3 separate regions of the Homo sapiens genome follow, and all the other regions are linked to region 1. A link is a loop called in an ENCODE intact Hi-C map of the cell type or tissue named here. Cell type or tissue: heart left ventricle. All regions are shown on one strand. Region 1 has its middle 82 kb from the start of AVPR1A. Region 2 has its middle 14 kb from the start of MON2. Region 3 overlaps MON2 (MON2 regulator of endosome-to-Golgi trafficking).

Evidence for each region. Hi-C counts contacts between places; a loop is a spot of excess contacts. Peaks named below come from ENCODE experiments on the same cell type or tissue, not always from the same donor. Only the 100,000 strongest peaks of a DNase experiment are listed, where the experiment ranks them.
Region 2: it touches region 1 in a loop (8-fold over the local background); 2 of 110 quality-filtered maps call a loop at or near these places.
Region 3: it touches region 1 in a loop (4-fold over the local background); 21 of 110 quality-filtered maps call a loop at or near these places.

What each region holds. Positions count from the first base shown.
Region 1 is chr12:63,065,019-63,073,018 of GRCh38, forward strand. No RefSeq gene overlaps it. Among named protein-coding and RNA genes, the nearest start is that of AVPR1A, 82 kb to the right of the region's middle. In heart left ventricle, a CTCF peak has its summit at 4,045 (motif pointing left); no DNase peak of the experiment used is centred here; H3K27ac peaks cover 1,470 bases.
Region 2 is chr12:62,449,129-62,457,128 of GRCh38, forward strand. No RefSeq gene overlaps it. Among named protein-coding and RNA genes, the nearest start is that of MON2, 14 kb to the right of the region's middle. In heart left ventricle, no CTCF peak of the experiment used is centred here; no DNase peak of the experiment used is centred here.
Region 3 is chr12:62,591,449-62,599,448 of GRCh38, forward strand. MON2 (MON2 regulator of endosome-to-Golgi trafficking) reads left to right here. Exons shown (of 35, transcript NM_015026.3): 35 at 1,138-8,000. The coding sequence ends at 1,301. Among named protein-coding and RNA genes, the nearest start is that of MIRLET7IHG, 7.3 kb to the right of the region's middle. In heart left ventricle, no CTCF peak of the experiment used is centred here; no DNase peak of the experiment used is centred here.

The sequences.
Region 1 (8,000 bases):
TGATGTGGTAGACCTGGGGCATTGCCCAGATATCTATATTTTTCACAAGAATCCACATGATTCTGAGGCATTGATTGAGAACCAAATTTTGAAAAACACTGTCAAAGGCATGATTTGTAACCTCATGGATATAATTTTGCCTGGGGAATCTTTGGGATCCTGATTTACTCTAGAATACAACTTTGGCTAAATTGAGAAGTAGGTGCAGTGACTCGAAGACCCAAACCTCATAGCTCAGAGCCCCGCTCTTCATTTACGTTTCAACCAGGTAGCTAGGGTGCTGGCTTCCATCAAAACTTGCTCTGAATAAGTAACAATAAGAAGATTAGAATCCAGAGTAGAAAATAGTTTCTATAAACAAATAGAAACATAAAAAATGATAATGAAAAACTGGGCAAAAGACATGAACATGCAACTCAGAAGAACGAACCCAGTGATGAATATGCATTCACCATATAGGGGAAATAAAAATCAATAAAAAACCAAGGTATCATTTTTCACCAATCAAATTGGCATGCATTTCAAAAGTTTGGTAGTGTCAAGTGATTACTAGGGAAACTAGTGCTTATACAGTCATGGTGTAATACAAACTGGATGAGCCAGTTTAGAAGGTAATTGGGTAGTGCTCTTAATTAAATATGCTCTTATTCTTTGATGCTAAAAATATAATTTTACTTCTCAGTATTAACCTGAGAAATACTGGAACATAAACAAAAATAAATATGGTCAAGAATGATTTTAAAACAGAAAAATGATAACCATGTATACGTCCATAAAGGAGAAAGTGTCCAAATAAATTGTGGAAAAATCTTAGTAAATATTACACAAGAATGAGAAGAAATGAGGTAGATCTGTATGGACTAGCTTGGCAGATCACCGAGACTTATTGCTGAGTGTGAAACCTAGTTACAGAATGGTATTCATTGTGATAACTTGTCTCCAGAGTGGCACCATTAATCCTTTCCCTTGTCATTTCCCCCATCAAGAGGTTACATCTATTTCTATCCTTCCCTTGAATCTGGGCTTGTTTCAATGAATTCCTGGACCAGAAAAGTGTGGCAGAAGTCATTCTGGGTCTTAAGAAGCTTTGCAGGTTCCACCTGGGTCTCTTGGAACACATTATTGCAACTCTTGCTCTAGGGGGAAGTCATCTGCTCTGTAAGAAGTTCTGTTGTCCTGAGAATGTCATGTGGAGAGGAGATGACAGCCAACCTTGGCTGTTCCAGCCATTTATGTCACCCCAGCCCAGGCAACAGGCATGTGAGTGAGGCTGCATCCTGGACATTATGGTCCCAGCAGATGCCATGTAGAGGATAGCCAAGGTCCTGGACATATGGCCCCAGTCAATCAATCGCAGCCATCCTTATCCTTTTGAACCACCCAGCTGAAGTTCCAGACATTGTGGAGCAGCCACACTGTTCCTACTGTGCCTTGCCCTAATTTTTGACTCACAGAATTGTGAGCATAAGAAATGTCAGGCTTTTTACAGCAGTAAGTTTTTGTGTGGTTTGTTATGCACCAATAGATAAACAGAACACTCACAGTAATACCATTGTGTTTTAGAAAAAATACTAAAAAATATAAGATACCATCTGTATTTGTGTCTATTTATGTATATATACAATCTAAAAGGACAGACACTAAAATGATGACAATATTTACATCTGGGTCAGAGAGGAAGTCAAGCAGGAATGAACATGGTGGTCCTTAAAAGGGACTTTAACCTTACATAGAGTCATGATTCTGTCAGGAAGAGAGACACTACTGGGTTGATTCAAGCAGGAGGGGTTTGATTTCAGGTAGGTGTTTACAAAAGGGACAGGAGTAGCGAAGGTCAGAGAAAGCTGACACTAGTGTTTAATTGTGCCACTGATTCAGCAAGTTGCAGGAAAAAACCTGACACTAGTGTTTAGGTGTGCCACTGATTCAGCGAGTTGCAGGAAACCCCCCCAGCCTGCTTGGATGGGGAACGTCTGGAGGCTGCTGCAGAGCCTCCCAGCTGCGGGAACCTGGACACCTGCCCTCACTGCTGAGGAGCAAGGATCTGAGTTCCTTCTCCCTTCTGCTTTCAAGCCTGGGCTGACTGCCTCCTATTGATGAAATTTAACCCACTAATTGTGGAGGTTTAGGGTTTTTTTTTTTAGAGCCCAGTGGAAGCCCATAGGGAGGCGGGCTCACAGTAGCTGCCTTACTCCTTTCTTCCTTCATTTGTAGTGTGTCGAGACACATGACAGATGACATGTTCCCAGTACAGTGGATGTATGCATTATTTTATCTACTTTAACAAAAACAATCTTTTTCAATGGACCAGTGGCTTAAAAGGATTCCTACAAAGCAACTATAATACTAATAGTGCAAGCATAGCTGATCTGTGAGAAAATGGTAGCGCTGACACTTTTTTACTCGAACTTTTTTACTAGAACTTTTTCCTCCAAATTATGAAATTCAAAACAATGACAATCTAATCTTATATTAAAAAATTTAAAATTATTAAACACACTATTTGAAATATAGGGGAATGCACAGATTATAACATATTTCTCTGGAGTTACTTTTTCTAACTATTATACCCATTAAAACCAAGAGTCCGAGCATCCAAGTAAATTCAACAAAGATTTAGACCTTTAAATTACAGTAAGCCAAGAAAAAATAATAGGAAAACAAGAAAGGTGTTTTTGAGGCATTAAAAGAAGATACACAATTATATAAAATATTTTTATCACATCTTTAGCTCTTTTAAAATTCTATTCTTGTATGTTTCAAAATGTTCCTACTTATTTATAAGTAAATTATGAACATGGACATAAATGTTCAATCATACTGAAATCACAAAATATTATAATGCAGCAATCAAAAATATTTCTGTGCCATTATAAAGGAAATAAAATATATAATTATTTAAATACATTTAAATTTCATCTTCGTTTCATAATATCCATTTTCTATTTTCAGTCAATATTAACACATATACATATTTGTAATTTATAAAAAGTATCTGTATATTAGGGATGAGTGCTTGTGTGTTTCTGTTGCTGGAGTACAAAATCAACTTGTTTGAAGATCTATTCTAGTCCATGAAAATGCCTGGCTGTGGCCTAGAATATAATAGGTGGGTTTCTTTGATGTTGTTTAGGCTTCATTTAAATGCAAGTAGGCCTTTCTCCAGGTTGCAGTGGATGCCCACCATTGTGCTCGTGTGTGTGTGTGTGTGTGTGTGTGTGTGTGTGTGTGTGTGTGTGTGTGTGTGTTCTACAGAGTGTACAGGAAGGCTAAAAAAACCAGACAAATTCAATTTAGTTATTTGGTTAGCAAATTCAATTTTCTGATTAACTGTACTCAAGTCATGGTGAAGGGATAGAGAAGACACTGGATTGCTGCCTCAAAGGAGGTTACAATGTCACTGTCATTGGGCCAAAAGACATAAATAAGCACATGTGTGGTATAATAAAGATATAAAGTATCTTTATTATAAGTATGTGTTTAGTCTAGAGAAGGTAAATATATTGAAAGCTATGGGTCAGAAACTAGACTCAGGCTAGTTACACAGTGTTGTGTGTTGCTTTCCTAGTCTATGAAGATAATAACACCTCCCTATACACCTCACAGATCACTGCGAAATTAAAATAACTAAAAGTTGAGAACCTAATGTAACATATACAAATAACAGGAATTATATTTTAGCTTAGAAATCTACATTCTTTTAAAAGCTTTAGTTTGTTTTTTTTCTTTTTTCCTGCAAATGGAAATGATGATGGTTGGCTCCCTGTTTCAAATCTAGGCTTACTCTATTGGAGCTTTTGGAGACCTTAAATTTTAAGCTATTTCTATGTAAGATGGGGGGCAGTGAGGGATGTCTTCTACTCATGAGCTGAGCACATTAGGTTTCTTTTGAGAATTGTTATTCTTTTACTTCTTTAAAGATTGAGGGAAAACTCTCCTAATAATGCATGTTAATTAATTTATAACTCTTCTTGTTTTAGAAAAAGTTTTCAAAAGGAAAATACTGAATAAGCTGGGGTTTACTGACCTCTGATGGCCGGACTTAAAATTGCTACTTTTATCAGGCTTCTTAAGATGACAATGTAAAGCTCTTTCTGGAAACTGCCCAAGTCTAGGTTGTAAGGCAGTCAAGAATCACCAGACAAGAAGAGGGAGACCACAGGATGTCAACTAGTCAAACTTTCTTTTCTCAAGCAGGATTTATTTAGTTAATTTTAGGCTGAGGCTTTGTTAAATCGATGGTAATTTATTGAAAACACTTCAGTGTGTAAGTCAGAGTATTTCTGACCAGAAATCCCAACTCCATAAGTGGTTAATTAGCATTTAAAAGACTATCCAGAAATCCACACTAGAGAAATGGCTGACTACAGCATTTCAAATATTGCTATCTAAATCTGCAATAGAGTTTGTTAATTAGCATAGTGATATTTAACAGTATTTCTTTGGCGATCTGAAAGCTTCTGAGACATGTAGTTGGCTGGAAATATTGTACAGGCATCTTAGCTCTTACGTGAATAGGGTGTAAGAATCTGACAATAAATGTTTGTACATGGAGCAGAATTAAGTCTAAGCCTTGCTTTCATTATAGTGTACCTGGTAGCAAAGATATAAGGGAGGAGATAATAGCTCTCACCTACTTCTAATATTTGGAGGCGTCCAGAGTCACCAAAGAGAAACTGACTATGGTGAAGTGGTTAGATTGGCTTAGGTCAATTGTAACAAGCCATCCATCATGTTCCTAAAACTTTACAGAAGAAATGATTACAGAAGCTGATTTGTAGCATTTCCCTATGTTTTATACCTTATTTCATCAGCATATTCCTCCTAATTTTTACCCCAAATCACATGTGTTATAATTTAAGCATAGTTCCATTGAATACAGATAAGGAGAGAAATGAACTATCCCCAGCCAATATTATATTTTTCTGGTAGAATTAGCTTAAAAAATACATCCATGGCCAAAGACACTTGAATAGTAGTTAAGAAGATGACATTGCTTTTGCATGGCTAAATATAGCTGGGAAGTTGTTCAGATGTCCTAGGGGACACTACTGTTAGCCTAAACTGCAGTCGTCATTTTGGTACACAAGAAGCTTGTACTATGTCTGTCACTGTTCTGTCAATTTACTAGAAGGGAAATAGCAATAATAAACTTGACATTATTTTATAAAAAAATTTGTTTCATATAAATAAGTACATACTTAAAACTGGATTTATATCATATTTTCAAAAAAAATAGACTCATACTGCTTTGAAACCAGGGTCCAGTACTAACAAGTTGATCTTGAAGGCCTTTTAAGATTAGATCTCAAGGGATCTCATGACCTCACCTCCACGCCTTTCCCCTAATTTTGTCTTCTCTGCCTTAGCCTCCCTAATTTAACTTAGCAAAGTCACATGAGGTTCTTACAATGTCTTCAAGCGAGGCAGGAGTAACCACAGCAAAGAGAGGAGAGACCACTTCTGTTGCCATGCCAAGCTGCTTTTGAGGAAGCCCCCAGTAATCCCCACCTCCTGGTATTTACACCCTCTCCTTGTGTGTGGGCTGGGCCTAGTGACTCACTTATAATAAATAAAATATGGAAAAAGTGATGGAATGTCATTTCTGAGATTAGGTTAAAAAGAGATTGTGACTTCTGTCTTGGACATCCTCTCTGGCTCTTTCGCTCCCTTGTTCTAGGGGAAGCCAGCTGCCATGTTGTGAGTTTCCTTTGGGAGAGATCCATGTAGCAAGAAACTGATTATATCTGATTAACAGACGGTGAAGACCCAAGGCCTGCCAATAGCCTTGTGAGTTGGGAAGTGAATCCTTCACCAGCTGAAACTTGAGATGACTATAGCCCCAGCTACAGCTTGATGGCCACCTTGCAAGAGACCCTGAGTCAGAAGCACCCAGCTATGCTGGGCCCAGATTCCCAACCCTCAGAAACCACGAGATAATGAGTGCTTGTTGTTTCAAGCCACAGAGTTTTGGGGTAATTTGTTGTGCATCAGTAAATAACTAATGCAACTGCTAAAGGAGACTTAGGAAGTTTGGGGAGTTCCAAGTGCTCAGAGTCATCTAAATCCAGCCAGCGATCCTATTCCAGTTCTTCAGCTTTAGTTTTCCCAATCAATCTCTTTATATTTCACGGAAAGAGCCTAATGAGCCTCCAAGTTAAACTGAAATTCTAATTCTGTACCCTTCAGGATCATATGCTGATTGATTTTTGGGTACACAGCCCTATGGTTATAAAAGATTTGTTGAGACCAGTCAAAGGAGGAGATCTCTGGTTTTCTGACCATGTTTTAAAATGAAAATGAAAAACCTTAGCTTGTTGTCTTCTTTCTAAGCTCTTTAGGATGGTTGTTGTATTCCCCATTTCCACTTTAATTGCTAGATAATCTGGTAAAGCCATGCTGGCAATAGGCACTTCATCCTAAGGAACCACAGGTGATATAATTTAAGCAACCATCTTGCAAACTTATGGACTACAGATGTCTCATTTTTCATGGTATCCAGACAATCCCTGTCTTCCAATCCAATGAGATCTGACAACTAATTCCACATTTCTATCCTTGAGAGTCTAGTCCTTGCAACTGCTTCTGGTAAACCCTGTGTTTAGTGCAGGCAACAGTAATCAGCCTAGGTATTTACAGCAGGTAAATACCTGCTGTAACAGTAATCAGCTTAGGTATTTACAGAAAGAGATTAAGACAGGATATAAGGTACTTAAAAATTATTGGAAAGTCTGAGGAAATGGAAGCCAGGAGGCACTGCTGGAACTATTGAGTTCAAGAACAGACTGGGCTATGCATTGCTTGACTTAGTCATTCATATATGCAACACATGTTGATTGAATATCTGTTAAGAGCCAGGTACCCAGGTATTCTAGGCCCTAGGTGAATACAACTGAAAAGTCCTGTAATCTCATGGAGTTTATATTATAAATACAGCTATAGCTGCTTTATAGGTTGATGTGAAATTAAAGAGCAGAGGTTTGGAGGGGTTCCTTAAGATTGGGTATTCATGGAGGTCGCTTTTGAGAGGGTGATATTTGATAAAATTTCTGATCAACGAGAAAGAGCCAGCCATGTGAAGATTTACTGGAAGGGCATTCCAGGCAAACAGAGCACTTGGTGCAAAACTATAAAGTAGGAATGAGCTTGCCATATTCCAGAACAGAAAGGATACTGTCTCAGTAGGCAAGGGGCAGGGAGGAAAGTCAAGGGTTTGACAAGGAATACAACATGTTGAGCTTTGAAGTTCATCCTAAAGTGTTTGAGTTTTGTTCTAAGTGTAGAGGGACATGTTGGAGGGCTTTAACAAGGGGAATGACATGATCTGATTAACGCTTAGAGACAATTCTGGCTCACCTGAGCTCTTATGTCATTTTTAAAGTACCCGCATTTGTACTTGTTCTCATTGCTTAAAGAGTGTTACTTTAGCTACTGTAGTTTAAATAGTGATGTATTAGTACGTTATTTTCTTCTATGAGAACAACTCTGATAAGCTTCCTGTTTTTAGACTCATATGTGTTCTGTTTGGTCAATTTTGCTTATAACATTTCCAAAACTGTGTTGTTTCTACTGTTTGCTTTGTGCAAGTATTTTATAATGGCTCTTGGCAAAAAGCAATGTCTTTTGCTGATACATGGTGTTTGAATTTAGGACTGGAGACTGTAGTAGTTAGTTGTCTAAGATCTCTAGCAAATGCTTAATACAAATTTCAATGAAACTGCAACGAGGTGGGGTTTCTATTTAGCATCTGCTATTAAAATCCAGAGTCCACTAAGAAAACCTTTGAAGTGACTTTACAATAAACTTTACTAAATGATTTCAGAATTTGATAATTCATCATCAATAACCATCAATAGTTAATTGATTATATTTGAAAATCAGTTTCTTAATTATTACCTTCCCTTCCAATTACACGTGTACATACAATTTTGACAATTTTAATTGATTTAACTCACTACTTCAATATCAATTCTTTAGTTATTTCAAATGTCTTATCATAA
Region 2 (8,000 bases), 620 kb before region 1:
AGGCTGGTCTTGAACTCCTGACCTCAGGTGATTCGCCTGCCTCGGCCTCCCAAAATGCTGTGATTACAGGTGTGAGCCACTGTGCCGGGCTGCACTTTATATTCTTACAGTACTGTTTGTTCATTTTTATGGATTTTTAAAATGGGTTTCGTATGGTTTAGGAAATTGATTTGGGGTTTGGCTTGATATGAAATGCATCAAAACTTTTCCTGGTTGGTGACTTCATTCATGACATCTGATTTTCAAAAACTGATTACAGAGATTAAGCAGGAAATGCCTATATTAAGGGACTTAAATCCAAAAGTGTAATAAAAAAATTATTTGGCTGGGCGTGGTGGCTCACACCTGTAATCCCAGCACTTTGGGAGGCCGAGGCGGGTGGATCACTCGAGGTCAGGAGTTCAAGACCAGCCTGGCCAACATGGTAAAACCCTGTCTCTACTAAAAATACAAAACTAACTGGGCATGGTAGCACATGCCTGTAATCCCAGCTACTCAGGAGGCTGAGACAGGAGACTCGCTTGAACCCAGAAGGTGGAGGTTGCAGTGAGCCGAGATCGAGCCACTGCACTGCAGCCTGGGCGACAGAGTGAGACTCCTCAAAAAAAAAAAAATCATTATAATCAAGTTTATCCTAAGACTGCAAACATAGTCCATACCAGAAAAGTCTAGCAATATAACTTCTCCCTAATATTCTAAAAGAAAAAATTACATGATAAACTCACTAGATTCTTAAAATAATTACCACGGGCTTGGCCCCATGGCTCATGCCTGTAACCCCAGCACTTGGGGAGGCCAAGGCAAGCGGATTGCCTGAGCTCAGGAGTTCGAGACCAGCCTGGGCAACATGGCGAAACCCCATCACTACAAAAAATACAAAAATTAGCTGGGCACAGTGGTGTACACCTATAGTCCCAGCTACTCAGGAGACTGAGGCAGGAGAATTGCTTGAGCCTGGGAGGAGGAGGTTGCAGTGAGCCAAGATCACGCCATTGCACTCCAGCTGGGGCAACACAGCAAAACCTTGTCTCAAAATAAAATGAAATAAAATAATTCCCACATATACGCATATGCTAATTTTTTTTTAAAAAAAGCACTTTTAACAAAGAAACAGACTAGAAGGAAACTCCCTCATCTTGACAAAGGTGTAATACCAAAAACAGAGCAAACATAATACTTAATGGAAAAAAATTGAGATGCATTCACTTTAAGCTCAGGAAAACACAGGTTGCTCATATACAGCCATACAGTTTTCAGTGGTTTTGAAGGAGCTGGTAAGTTGTATAAGAAAAGAAGAAGAAAGGAGATGTAAGAATTGAAAAAAAAGATAAAGCTCTCATTATTTCTAGATGATGTAATCTATGTAGGAAACTCAGAATCAGTAAGCAAGCTATTTGATGAATACGAGTATCCAGAAAGATTGCCAGATACCAGATGAATTCATACAAATCATCCATATGAGCAATAATCAATGGAAAATATAATAGAACAAGCAAAAGTATCTAAGAATGTAACTTAAAACAGAAATTATGAAAAAATTATCTATGAAATTATCGATGAAAAAATATTTTAAATCTATTCAAAGTCATAACCAGCCTGGGCAATGTAGTGAGACCTCATCTCGACAACAACATCAACAATAATAACAGCAACAACAACAAATTAGGCGGTTGTCATGGCATGTCTGTGGTCCTAGCTACTTTGGAGGCTGAGATAGGAGAATGGCTTGAGCCCAGGAAGCTGAAGCTATAGTGTGTGGTGATTGCACCACTGCACTCCAGCCTGGGCAAAAGAGCAAGACCCTGTCTCCAAAAGAAAAAGTCAACAGAGCAAGACCCTGTCTCCAAAAAAAAGTCATAGGGAAGTATTTGAATAAATGGAAAGATATTTTATTCTCTTAAATGGGATAATATCTATATGTCTATATATCTAGATAGATAGATATTCTCCCCAAGTTAATCCATAAGTTTCATGCAATCCCAATCAAAATTTCAGCTGTAGCTTTTTTAAATAGAAATTCAACAGTCAAAAGTTATACAGAAGAACAGAGATCCTTATTTATCTTTTTCAGCTGTAAAAGAAGAACCACATGGGGAGGAGTTGCCTTAGCAGATATTAAGACACACAACAAGGTCATGAAGTAGAATGGGAGTAGGAAGGCCTGGGAGGTCTTGCAGGGGTAGAGGCATCTGATGCATATTATCTCAATACATTTCTTCACAACCCCGACTTTACAGTGGACATTTCAACCTCGCCCCATGGCTTTCTTAAGCATTCTTTCACTATGTGGTCCCCTCTGTTACACATCCTAGACTGCTCTGAGACCCTGAAGTTGCGCACCATGCTCAGAAGAATGAACAGGAAAAAAGAGAAATGGGCAGAGCAGGAATGTGAGAAATGACCCAGGCTTGGATGACTTTCCTGTGATCTTCCCCTCTGGGATCTGCTCTCTGATGGAATACTTAATCTAACACCTGACATGCTCAAAGACTGTGCAGGTGGCATGGGCTTTCAGGTATTGGTAAGATTATGGTTCATCATTGGAGCAGAATGTTAGGAGAGCAGGCCTTACCTATCAATGCACCCTTTTCCTACATCTTTTTTTCTGCATTGATGCTGGGAAACTAAACAAGGAGGAGAGCATGGGACACAATTGTCAATCTCCCTTTTCAAGGCATCCTTAAGAACTTCATCCATGAATAATATATTGTTTGTACTTAGTATGGTATTAATTTTTAAAGTGGATAAAGTACTTTTTCATTTTTGTTTAAAGCACATGTTATCATGTTGAATAACATGAAACATGTTTTTCCAGAGGGGAGCCTCAGTTGATTTTTCCTCTGTTGAAAAGGCACTGAATTTCATTCCTACAGGTTATGTATGCTCCATTTGATAGGATGATGTTCCCTGAGGACAAAATTTAGACTACAACATTGCTCTGCATATCAGCCCTTACACAAATAAATGGTTTGGCCTAGAGATACCTGATATGGGAAGGGGACTGGTGAACAAATGTTAAGGAAATCTCTTTTCCTGTGGGGGTCCTGAATCCCTAAATATTATAATCCATAGCCTAACTAAAGTACTAAATTATTGTGTTTGAGATTTTATTCTAAAAGTCCTCTGCCACACCCAGATGGATAGTCTGCAAGTCTGGATTGAAATAGTAACCTCTACTCTAGTATCTTTCCCATCTAATCTGTTATCTTAGATAATAATCTTTCCTTTCCCGAGAGTTCTGTTCTAAGATGTCCCTCTGGGCCAGCACAATTGAGTTAGAAAAGTGGGAAGTGGACAGGAGACAAAAGAGTGAATCTCTACTATGAGCTGGTCCTAAGGATCACTTACCTTAATGATGTCCTGATGTTTCATTAATATGGGTAGAATTTGATTCCTCTGTTGGTAGTATATTCAGTACCATAAGGTGGAACCCCACCACTCACAAGAGAAAACAAAGAAGAAAATGAAGCTTTATGTAGTTGAGCTTGAGCTCAGCCATGGGGCTCTAAAGAGATATTCTCCATCGTCTAAAGCACAGTGCTGCTTCAGGCAACTGAGCACTGAGACAGCCCACTGTAGCCACCCTCAGTGAAGTTCCTGCCAGCCCACTCTAGCCACCCTCAGTGAGGTTCCTGCCATCCCTGCTTACCTTTCCCTATAAAAGAAAAGCCTTTTCCTATTTGATTTTGAGATGCTTCTAGATCTTATGTTCAGAGCATTCTCTGAACATAATTTTCATATTGCTGTAGTCACTATGAAAAAAAACTCTCCTTAGTTGTCAAGATTTGTTTATTTGATAGTTTTATAGTGTCATGACTTGCTCAAGTGCTGTTTGTTCCTCAGAACCTACTGTCTTTACCCGGGTATTCATATTCATGCTGTCTTCTCAGATCTTTTGTGCCCTCCTTCTTGGCTGGGGAAATCAAGATCCATGGTACATTGGTTTGTTATGGCTGCCATAGCAAAATACCACAGACTAGATGGCTTAAACAATGGAAATTTATTTTCTCACAATTCTGGAGGCTGGGAAGTCCAAGATCTAGGTATCACCATGGTTGGTTTCTTCTGAGGGCTCTATCCTGTCAAATGGAGCATACACAACCTGTAGGAATGAAATTCAAGAAGGCAGATAGCTGCCTTCTTGCTGTGTCCTCACATGTCATCTCTGTCAGTTTCCTAATCTGTGTCATTTTCCTAATCTCTTCTTATAAAGACATCGGTCATATCAGATTAGGGCCCACCCAGATGACCTCATTTTCCTTTAATTACTTCTTTAAAGGCTGTATCTCCAACTACTCTCACATTTAGAGGCACTAGGGGTTAGGAAATCAACACATAAATTTTGGAAACACGATTGAGCCCATAAAGCACAGTAACTCCTAATCTGGTGACTTAGAAAGTTGTCTAACATAGTAAGGAATTACTTTGATTCTATTGAATGGGGAATCTTCCTCTTTCTTTTTTTTTTTTTTTTTTTTCTATTTCAGCAAGAATCTTCCTGGATGGCTGGGCATGGTGGCTCACACCTGTAATCCCAGCACTTTGGGAGGCCGAGGGGGGTGGATCACCTGAGGTCTGGGGTTTGAGACCAGCCTGGCCAACATGGTGAAACCCCATCTCTACTAAAAATACAAAAAAATTAGATGGGCATGGTGGCGGGCGCCTGTAATCCCAGCTACTTGGGAGGCTGAGGCAGGAGAATCTCTTGAACTCAAGGGGCAGAGGTTGCAATGAGCCAAGATCACACCATTGTACTCCAGCCTGGGCAACAAGATTGAAACTCTGTCTCCAAAAAAAAAAAAAAATAATAATCTTCCTGGATGAAGGTCATCTTGGCAAGTTTTTTTAAAAAATTATTTTAATTGTTAAACAAAATAAATATTGTTAAATATTTATATTATATATTGTTAATATTTTAAGGAACTGTCATACTATTTTCCATAACAGCATCTTGGCTCTTTTTGAGTGGAAATTTAATCTATGACTCTTTCTATTGAGAGAGACTCTTACTGGTTCTTTTCTGTTTGAATGGGAATTTTCTTGGATGGAAGTCTTGACCCTTTTTGAGTGAGAATTTAATCCCTGAAACTTTCTATTGAGTGGAATTCTTCCTGCCTTTTTTTTTTGAGACACATTCTCACTCTGTCACCCAGGCTGGAGTGCAGTGGCGCAATCTAGGCTCACTGCAGTCTCTGCCTCCTGGGTTCAAGCCATTCTCCCTGCCTCAGCCTCCCCAATAGCTGGGATTACAGGTGCCCGGCACCATGTTCAGCTAATTTTTGTAGTTTTAGTAGAGACAGGATTTCACCATTTTGGCCAGGCTGCTCTCAAACTCCTGACCTCAGGTGATCCACACACCCGCCCGATTTGGAGCGAGAATTATTAATGGGATTAGTTTAGTATTCAGGTAAACAAAACAGACCTCACAAAAGATCCAGGAGGATTCCCATTCAACAGAAAAGAGCCAGGAAGGGCCAGGCATGGTGGCTCATGCCTGTAATCCCAGCACTTTGGGAGGCCAAGGCTGGCGGATTGCTTGAGGTCAGGAGTTGGAGACCAGCCTGGCCAACATGGCAAAATCCCATCTCTACAAAAAAATCCAAAAAATTAGCAGGGTGTGGTGGTGCATGCCTGTAGTTCCAGCTACTCGGAAGACTGAAGGATGAGAATCGCTTGAACCCAGGAGGTGGAGCTTGCGGTGAACCAAGATCATGCCTCTGCACTCCAGCCTGGGTGACAGAGTGAGACTCTGTCTCAAATAATAATAATTCTCACTCCATCAGGTGCTTGTCCACTTTTTCCCTTCCAGACTATATGCTCCAGCAGTACTATGGCACTAATTCGGTCCAATATCTCCAAAAAATGGCAACAATTTTTTTTTTTTTTTGAGATGGAGTCTCGCTCTGTTGCCCAGGCTGGAGTGCAATGGCGTGATCTCGGCTCACTGCAACCTCTGCCTCCCGGGTTCAAGCAATTCTCCTGCCTCAGCTTCCTGAGTAGCTGGGATTACAGGTGCCTGCCACCATACCCAGCTAATTTTTGTATTTTTAGTAGAGATGGGGTTTCACCATGCTGGCCAGGCTGGTCTCAAACTCCCGACCACAGGCGATCCACCCACCTTGGGCTCCCAAAGTGCTGGGATTACAGGCATGAGCCACGACACCCAGCTGGCAAAATTTTATAAAGAATAATTTGAAGCCACAGTGGCCTCTTTCCCCAAAGTTGATTCATCTATGGGAAGCCCTTGTATCCTGGGGATTCAAAGTCTCTAATTTCTCTTGATATGGAGAAGCTGACAAATGTCTTTCTCAGTCTAACATTTTTTATTTTTTTATTTTTTGTTAAGATGGTGTATTAATCAATTTTCAAACTGCTGATAAAGACATACCCAAGACTGGGCAATTTACAAAAGAAAGAGGTTTAATGGACTTACAGTTCCTCTTGGTTGAGGAGGTGTCACAATCATGGTGGAAGGCAAGGAGAAGCAAGTCATGTCTTACATGGATGGCGGCAGGCAAAGAGAGAATGAGGAAGACAAAAGCAGAAACCCCTGACAAAACTATCAGATCTGGTGAGACTTATTCACTAGCACGAGAACAGTATGGGGGAAACCACTCCCATGATTCAATTATCTCCCAGTAGGTCCCTCCCACAACATGTGGGAATTATGGGAGTACAATTCAAGATGAGATTTGGGTGGAGACATGGCCAAACCATATCAGATAGGGTCTCGCCCTGTTATCCAAGCTGGAGTGCAGTGGTGCCATCACAGCTCACTGTAGTCCTGAATTCCTGAATTCAAGCAATCCTCCCAGCTCAGCCTCCCAAGTAGCTGTGACTACAGGTGTGTGCCACCATGCCTGGCTAATCTTTTTGTATTTTTTGTAGAGACAGGGTCTTGCCATATTGCCCAGGTGGGTCTCAAACTCCTGGCTCAAGCATTCCTTCCACCTCAGCCTCCCAAAGTGCTAGGATTACAGGTGTGAGCCACCACACTTAGCCTCAGTCTAACCTTAATCAAGTCATGAACATTCTCAATATTCTTTATCTAAAGCTATTCAATCTCTCAAGGATCATTTGTCCTCCTCAATTATTACTCCTTCATCTACTCTAACCTCAGAAACACTCACTCCTTTCTCCTTTCCCTCTTCTTATCAATCTGCTTCTCCAACCCCTTCCTGTCTCTCTCTCTGCTACGGCCTGGACCTCCTTGTCTACCCACTTCTCCCCAGACCTATAACTACTTTTCTGGCCCCCAGTTTCCTGTAGTTACTTGAGAAGTTGGCCCTACTCTCTTGGTACTCAGACCTCAAGGCCTCAAGGAAGGAAAGTTGAAGGATCTCAATTGCCCCTCCTCAATAAGTCATTTTAAACCATTGGTCTCTATCTGTCCTCTATAACAGAGGACTTCCCTGACCCATAAGAAAACAGAGACGTTTTCTACACAAATTAGGTTTAGGGGCATATTATCTAGGGCTTCCAGAGATTTACCAACCATTCAAACTTGTTGTGGGTCCTGGAGATGCCTCCTTATCTAAGGCTAAATGGGCCCGAGTCAATGAAGACTTATAATTAAATCAAAGTACACCCATCACCTATCATGAAGCTAAGTAAAGTAAAGATTCCTACCCTATGGCCTTGCTATCTAAAATAGACTGGTCAAAGTTTCAAGGGTGCAGATAATAAAGAGACAAATCAGTCTCTGATTATAGTCACTGCTTAAAAAACATTGGGAAGGTTCATTTGGGCCTATTCCTGATTGACTGCATGGTGTCTGATTAGGTACCAGCTTTGTTAATGGGTTTGGTGTGGTACTGAGAGAGGCTATTCAAAAACATCATATAAACTGGTAAAGTGCCTCTCTCTTTGAAATCCATGAACAGGCTGGTAAAATTAAATCTATATAATGCAAACTCATGGCTCATGGCTTTTCAACTTAAACAACTTGAGAAAAGTTGAAAGTTAGAGAAGACTACCAGAAAGCACAAACCTTAAGATGA
Region 3 (8,000 bases), 470 kb before region 1:
TCAGTAGGTATTGGATGGAAAAAAAATCCATAATTAAGGGAACACTGGGTTAAAGTTAAATTTGTTCTTTTACTACAAGCCCTTAATAAATTGATATGAAGAATTAGTCTCCAAAAGGTGAGAGATATGAAACATCTGCCAAACTACTTTATCATGAGCTTTTTCCTAAGAAGTAAATTGAGGAACACTAGTTTGAGAAACACATTTCTTTATTTTACAGTGGAAGAAGTAAGATAAAGAGCAATTAAATGACTTGACCAGGGACACCCATCATTGCCTTATTTCAGAAAGAATTTTAGGCAATTGACACCCAGTAAATTGTAGTGAAAAACAGAATCAAAGCTCTCTACACATAGTATTTATTTTTCTTTAATACTATAATGCCTCTTAGATTTGAGACTTGTTTCACAAAATTTTAAAAATACCTAAAAGTCTAAAAAAAATCTTGCATATTGGGTGCCCAACATTATGCACAATACTTATAGGAAAATATAACTAATTGGGATATAACACTTTTGTCCTTTCAGTAGCAATAGCATTTAGCTGTACTATTTGTTCATGATAGTGGTGAAGAAGCCAGACATGGTTCCTCCCCACTCAAGTCTACATCTAATGATATACATTAAAGATTAGCAAACAGTACAAGACAAGAATGGATCTGTTTGTGACAGTTTGTAATTAAAAGGAATATCAAGGATATTACTGGGAAAATCATTAAACATATTTTGTATTTCAAAAGATTTCTACTTTTAGCAGACAACTGAAAAAGTTATTTTCTAATTCTTGAAATGTACACTACATCCTCTCGCAATTATATTAAAAATGACAAAGGTTTGGATTGTTCTGAATTGCTTTGTTAGCTTTCAGAGCCTTCACAAATTGAAATACCATTTAAAATGTACTTTATCAAATTTATTGTTACTGATGACTGCACACTGAGCATATATTTTTTCCCATACCTTATTAAATATAGCAGGAAATCTTTGAAAAATTAAAAAGATAAAAAGATACAAGCTTGTAGAATCTTCATGTTTCAGAGTTTTTTCTTTACATGCAGTTTAAAGGATTGTGTTCATGTTAATTGAATAATCTCTATTTAATTCCACCCTTTTGAGGTTTTATACTTTTGCATTACAGTTGATGGAAATACCTGGGCACAAGTAATTGCCTTATACCCAACTTTAGTAGAATGCATCACCTGTTCTTCTTCAGAAGTCTGTTCTGCACTTAAAGAGGCACTAGTTCCTTTTAAGGATTTCATGCAGCCACCAGCATCCAGAGTTCAAAATGGAGAATCTTGACCGGCTACAATATATTTGAAAGCAGGAAGATAGTCTAAAAAATGTTTGCTCCTAATTGAGTCTTCTGTGAGAAGGACATTTCTTACTGCAGATAATTCTTGGCAGCTGTTGTTGGCCTCCTTTAAATTCTACTTACCTGAGTTCAGTAATTCATATTACAGGCTTGCACATCAACAAAGGCTCCTGAATGAACAGCAGTGTAAGGCTTTAATAAATTAAACTGATGGGAGGGATAATTAACACTACAGTATACATGCTACCATATCTCCAGTTGGTGATTTAAAGTGAGCTTATGTACAGTTTGTGGTGTATGTGTTAATGATGTACTTTTTAAAAAGAAAGAAGAGATATTTCAATTCAGTCAGATTTATTAGTCTGGTGTTTTTGCACCCTTTTTCAAGTACAAAATCGTACTAGAATTTTATGCAAGATGGTACTGTAACATTCCATATTATCTATAACCAGCCTTTGTTAACAAAGGGAACTGATATACTTGTGTGTATAATAAATGGTACAGTTCTGTATAAAATAGTGCATTTATTTAAATTTTAAAAGTATTGATAATGTTAAATGCTTAAAGCTCTATTTATTATTAATACAAAATTGTTTGCTTACATTTTTACTTATAATTTGCCTTCATATGTGGCGGATAAGCTCACCATATGATCATGCAGTTAGCTTCATGCTTATTTTAAATGTATTATTAGTGACCATTAAACATCTGACCAGTAAGGTCATGTGAACACAGCAGCAAATAGTTTATGATTTGCTGATTTTGGAGCTTTGAAATATAGGTTCTTAATACATTGATACATATTGTAGCACTATGACTTCATCATACCTCATTTCTTTAAACAGCTCTCCAAGCTTTCACTGAAGTCTGTCTGTTTTTTATATTGGCTGTCTGGATTTTAAAGACTTTTCATATTTTATATTTCTACTGATTTTGTTTCCCCTAACAACATTTGTCACTGTCTTTGAATTATGACCCAGGCAAGATGATTTCAGATTTTCTAAAATCTTGCCTGTGAGGTTTTGTTCATATCAGTGCTTCATTTTGTAATGTCTTCTCAAGAAAAATACCTATGTTAACTCACAAGTATAAAATATGTGTGTATTATAAAACAATGAAAAGTGTATTTTTGGAGATAGTCAAGCATTTAGAAGTGCAGTGAACTTGCTGTCACGGAGTAAAATGCTAATTATGTTTCACTTTCCTAGCCTAGTGAAAAAGAAAAGTGCTCTTGAGTACAATACCTTAATTATTTCTTAAAATACTGACTTTGACCTAGCTCACTGTATTTTTTATTTAATGGATTATGGATTACAGTATTTTTCTTCTGAGTTAAATTTTCATAATTTATGTGAAGACACAAAGATGTTTAAAACAATGATTATTCATAAGAAATCATGATGGTCTCAGTATTATTTTAGTGTATTGGAAGGTCTTTGATCTTAATAGAATTTATAAATTTCAGCTTCTCCAGAATAATCATAAAACTGCAAAAAGATATTATAATTGAGTCATGATTGAGATACAGTTTTGAGGCTATTATAATTGTATAATTATTTAATTTGCATTATCTGTAAAATGTAGTAAGGTCTTTGAGGGGATATTTTTTATTTACATGAATTACTGAATTTCTATTTTATTATTTCACCTAAAATTAAGGTAAAATATGGCATTTCATAAGTTCTGCTTTCAGCATTTTCCTTAAAGTTGTAAAAAATCAAGCTATGTACTTATTTTCTATATTTGGGTGTGTTAAATTGAGGATTAGAAAAATCCACATAATCACTGATAAAGCATTGAAACAGAATAACCCAAGGGTAGTGTACCGATTCAGTAACATGTTAAAAATATTGCTATGCATTTATTCAAAGGAAAATGGTCTGTTCTTGAGAAATAAAAGATCAGTTGCAATTAGGATAATTAAATAGTTAAATATGAGTCAAGTGTATGCAATATACATTTATATGAACCAAAGCTTGCTTTATCAGGACCATGCCCTACAGTTCAAAACATAAACATAGTGAATGTGTTAATATCATATAATAAGGTAATAAATGCCAGTCTTAGTGTGAAGCAAGTGGGTGGCCCCCTTGGTAGTATAATTGGACAGGATTTTCCTCCAGAATATTTCCTGTCACCCTCCAAGAGTCACTACAGTAATTGATTGCTGGCATGGAACACATTGCCCTTGTCTTGTTAGTATGAATTGGGTTCTCCAGTGACTAGAAGAACTGGGGTGTGTGAAAGTATTCGATGCCAGGAGATTCAAAAAGGAAGCTCTCAAAGATAAGATCATTTTATGGCACAATTGAGTCTATAACCAGCCCTTTAAGCAGTAGTAAAAATGTCCTTTGTCATACTTACTAGAAATACTATGAGTTTTTTTTTTTTTTTTCATTTGAGACGGAGTCTCGCTCTGTCACCCAGGCTGGAATGCAGTGGCACGATCTTGGCTCACTGCAACCTCTGCTTCCCGGGTTCAAGCAGTTTCCTGCTTCAGACTTCCAAGTAGCTGGGATTACAGACATGCCACCATGCCAGGCTAATTTTTTTAATATTTTTAGTAGAGATGGGGTTTCACCATTTTGGCCATTCTAGTCTTGAACTCCTGACCTCAGGTGATCTGCCCGCCTTGGCCTCCCAAAGTGCTGACATTACAGGCCTGAGCCACTGCGCCCAGCCAATACCATGAGTTTTAAGCCTCACATCGTCACTTGCTGTCACTGCCAGTGCCTGTTTTATTCATATTGCTGGACAACAGACATATGCCACCAATTGTATGATTAATAAAGTCTTTTTCTGGCCATTTTGTCCATTATAAAGGAAATAAACTAATTGTTAACTTGCATAGATTACTTCTTAGTTTCCTATGCTACCACCACTGCCAAGGGAGAAAAAAATACATCATTTTGTAATGTCTTTAGTATTTCTTTATAACTAGTGTTAAGGTTTTGTTAATTTTATTGTATACATTTGTAACATTTATTAGGAGCCTTTTAGGTTCCAAAACAAACAAAAGGCATAAAAAAGTCTAGCTTAGAACCACTTTTCACTTGCTTTCATTTTTAATTTTATTCACTTAACAGCTAACATCTTTCTTGTTTCTTGTTTTTTCCATTATATGGTTATCGATTCAACTCTTGCTATATTCCTTAAATTTGTATGTATCATCAGAAGAAAGAGATGAACAATTTAGTGTAGATATTTTATTCTGGAGAATAATATTCAATTAAATTATTTCTACAGCAGGCCAGTAACAACTAGATTATTTGTCCTTTCTCAGTATAATTTTAAAGAGCATTTTGTTTTATTGTCACAATTTGGTACCACTAGTCCCAGGTAACCATTGGGCCAAAGGATCAGTTGAGAAACAGTTAAGGATGAATTAGCATAAGTTATGGAACAGTGTTAGAAAACAACTCAAAAGTATATTCTTTATTAATGAGGTGGTCATTATTACATTTGTGTCAATGAAGGGCAGTGTAGTTATTTTAAAATGACTAATATTTTCTCCCCAAATACAGAATAATTCAGATGGGCAACCAAGTTTTCAAGAGACTGCTGTAGGTGAAGTCTGTCTAGCCAAGGCAGAACACTTACAGGAGTCCCTAACTGTGCCACCCTTGGAATGGGTTAGTGTACAGGCTCAGAATATTGTGGATTACAGTTTTTCAGAGAAAACTACCACAGATGTAGACAAAAATGATCTCTGAAAGCATTGCCAGCAGCCAGGTATGTTCCTTAGATTTCCACTTAGGTTTGGCATTTTGGCAGATAAGCTAATCTTGTATAAAGCATCACATTTTACTATGCTTAGTGTTCCTGGGTTGTATTTATCTACATTATTAGAGGGAATTTTTATTTTAAAAAAATTGTCATTCATGAGAAGAATGGGAGTTCATGCCACATAGTATTTTACCAATTTATATAAAGTGGGAAAAGTCTTTAATACTTCATGATCACTTGAATTAAAGTTTTTGTATCTCTGGAAAGTAGAATAGTGCTTTCATTTGAATGAAAAGTGTTTATAGATTCAGAAAGAGAGATGATATCTTTGTATCTTGATTTATATACAGACCATTTCAGAGGAAGTTAAATGTCTTACAAATCCAATACTTTCTAATGCTCTAACAGTGTTGGCTATTTAAAAGAACATGTGGCAAGTTCTATATGAATATTCTTGGTCATCTCGACTAATTCTGAGGCAATGATGGACAGAGATGCTACTTCTTATTTAACTCTAGGCATGTTGACTTTTCAAAGCGGTTTCCTTATTTCTAAACAGAGATGATGATCAATGAGTTACTAATTCTTTAGAGGAAAAAATGCATAATTTGAGTGTGGAGTTGATTTTAATGACAGGGTAATTCAAGTTGTTTGATAAATTTATTACTATATTGTAAGAGAGATCTTTGACCATTTTTCTTCCTTTTTCTTGGACATCACTTTCTTCCCTCCCCTTCTCTCTTTTATGTTTTTATCCTTGTTAAATTTTATGTTTACGTTACCATCTTTCTTATACTTTCCCCTGATTTTTCTCTTTTAATTCCTCTTTCATTCTCTGCCTCTTCTCTTTCAGCTCTTTCTCTAATTGTGCCTATTCCTTGTTCATAAGAAGTGGAGCTGTTAGTGGTAGAACCACTGCTCATGGTTCTACCACTACAAAGTGGAAAGTAGAAATACTTTGCACTTTGGCCACTGTTGCGTTTTTGCCAAGGTAAAGTTCCCCTGCCATTTTGAAATAGCTGAACAAGTTAAAGTAATATGTTCCAAAAACTGGAAGTGCCATAAAAAACTAAAAATAAAAAAAAATTGTGACTATAACTCCTACTGTCTTTATGAATACACGGGATTCAGCAGCCAAGATGCTCACAAAATGGGATTGCTATAAATATGATGGATTCAGCACCTAAATTTGGAATAATCATGTCTTTTCTGTTATGTGGGTAGAGAGATTATATATCTTTTCTCAAAGTAAAGTATTTAAAACCTGTTTAAATGAGGGTTTTGGCTGGCGTGGTGGCCCACACCTGTAATCCCAGCACTTTGGGAAGCCAAGGTGGGAGTATCACTTGAGGCCAGGAGTTTGAGACTAGCCTAGACAACATAGCAAGATCCTATCTCTAGTTCAAAAAAATATTTTTAATTAGGGTTTTGGTTTTTTATGATTTTGGGGGGTGGGGGAGATATTTGTTTTTTTGAGGCAGACGTTTAAACTTTTAGATTTATCCCATCTTAATATTGATTTATATTGACACTGCCTACTTACAAGAATAATTTGAGGCAGCATATTGCCCATGTATTTCAACTATTTTCATTTTTCTGTTGCAAAGCAGTCTTTGATGGAAGACCCGGAATCTTATAGTTCTCATATCTGAGTCTTTCTGGAGTGTATTTGGTGTCTGTGTGATTGGTTCACCCAGAGGTCACCCAGAGGTCAATTGAAACCTTCCTAATTGTACTATGGTATTGATTCTATCCCCTCAAGTATGAAAAAATTAAATTTTCAGACCATTTTCAGTTGCTGCGAATGTAGTTACACTAAGTTTTATTTTAAACTAAAATTCAATAAACAGTGCAGCCAGGGAAGATCTGCTAAACCATGCCGTTATTTGGAAAATCATTGCAATATATTAACAACTGCTTCCTTCTATGATGTTTACTAGATGGAGAAAAATACTCCATACCTATATTGCAATTTTATTTTTATCTAGAAAAAGAAAATATTAGGCTTCAGACCCAACTGTGCAAATTTCATTTGCTTTCCATCTCTTACTACTACCTCTGTGTCATAATTTAACACGTAACATACAACTCCTGTCTCTTAAGGCAGCTACCATATGGTGTTTATGTCAGACTGGATATATTTATCTAATTTTGTGAAATTATTTTTTAGTTCCCAACACAATTCTTGAAAGTAATACCACTGTTGTTACTCTTTCTCCTTACAATTTTTATGTTGTTGAGATGTATCAGTTATGTATTATAATCATGAAATTGTATTGGCCTCAAACCCAAATTTTCTTTGTAGTCTAGGATAGATTTTTCATGAAAGCTATATAGTTATAACTGTGATTGTACAGATTGTTTATTTGTTTTACAGCTAACATTAAGCATGATTCCAGGTTTTTAATTATGTTCCAGCAACACTAGTGTTTCTTTATAACTTAAAATCATAACCACTTTGATAATTTACCTTTGGATCTGACCAGTGATTCATTTTTTTCTTGAATATACTTTGTGTTTGCTTTCTCATCCCCGTTAAGTCTGAAACATTATTGACACCCCACATCACTTACTCTGTTTAAAGACTTTACGAGTAGTGAGTCACATGTTTAGGATGATCACTTTGGGAAAAAAAAAATTATAGAGTAAAGGGGAAATGTTCTTGAGAGCTTTATTAAAACCATTAATATATAAAATGAAAAAATAATAAACAGAAGACACGAAGTGTCTCTCAATAGTTTAGAAAGAAAGATTTGGAACTTTAAGTAAAAATGCTAGGTCAAGTAAAAATCCTGATGTAGATTAGATTATCTTAATCTTATGAGCATTTTTTTTTAATTTGGTGAAGCTGTTTTGAAACTGCCTGTCCATATCAATGCCAGACTATCTCTCTACCTCTCAAAGAAAATAATTTGCATTAAAATTCCTTTTTTTGTTATGTAATGAAAGTATAAAACAAG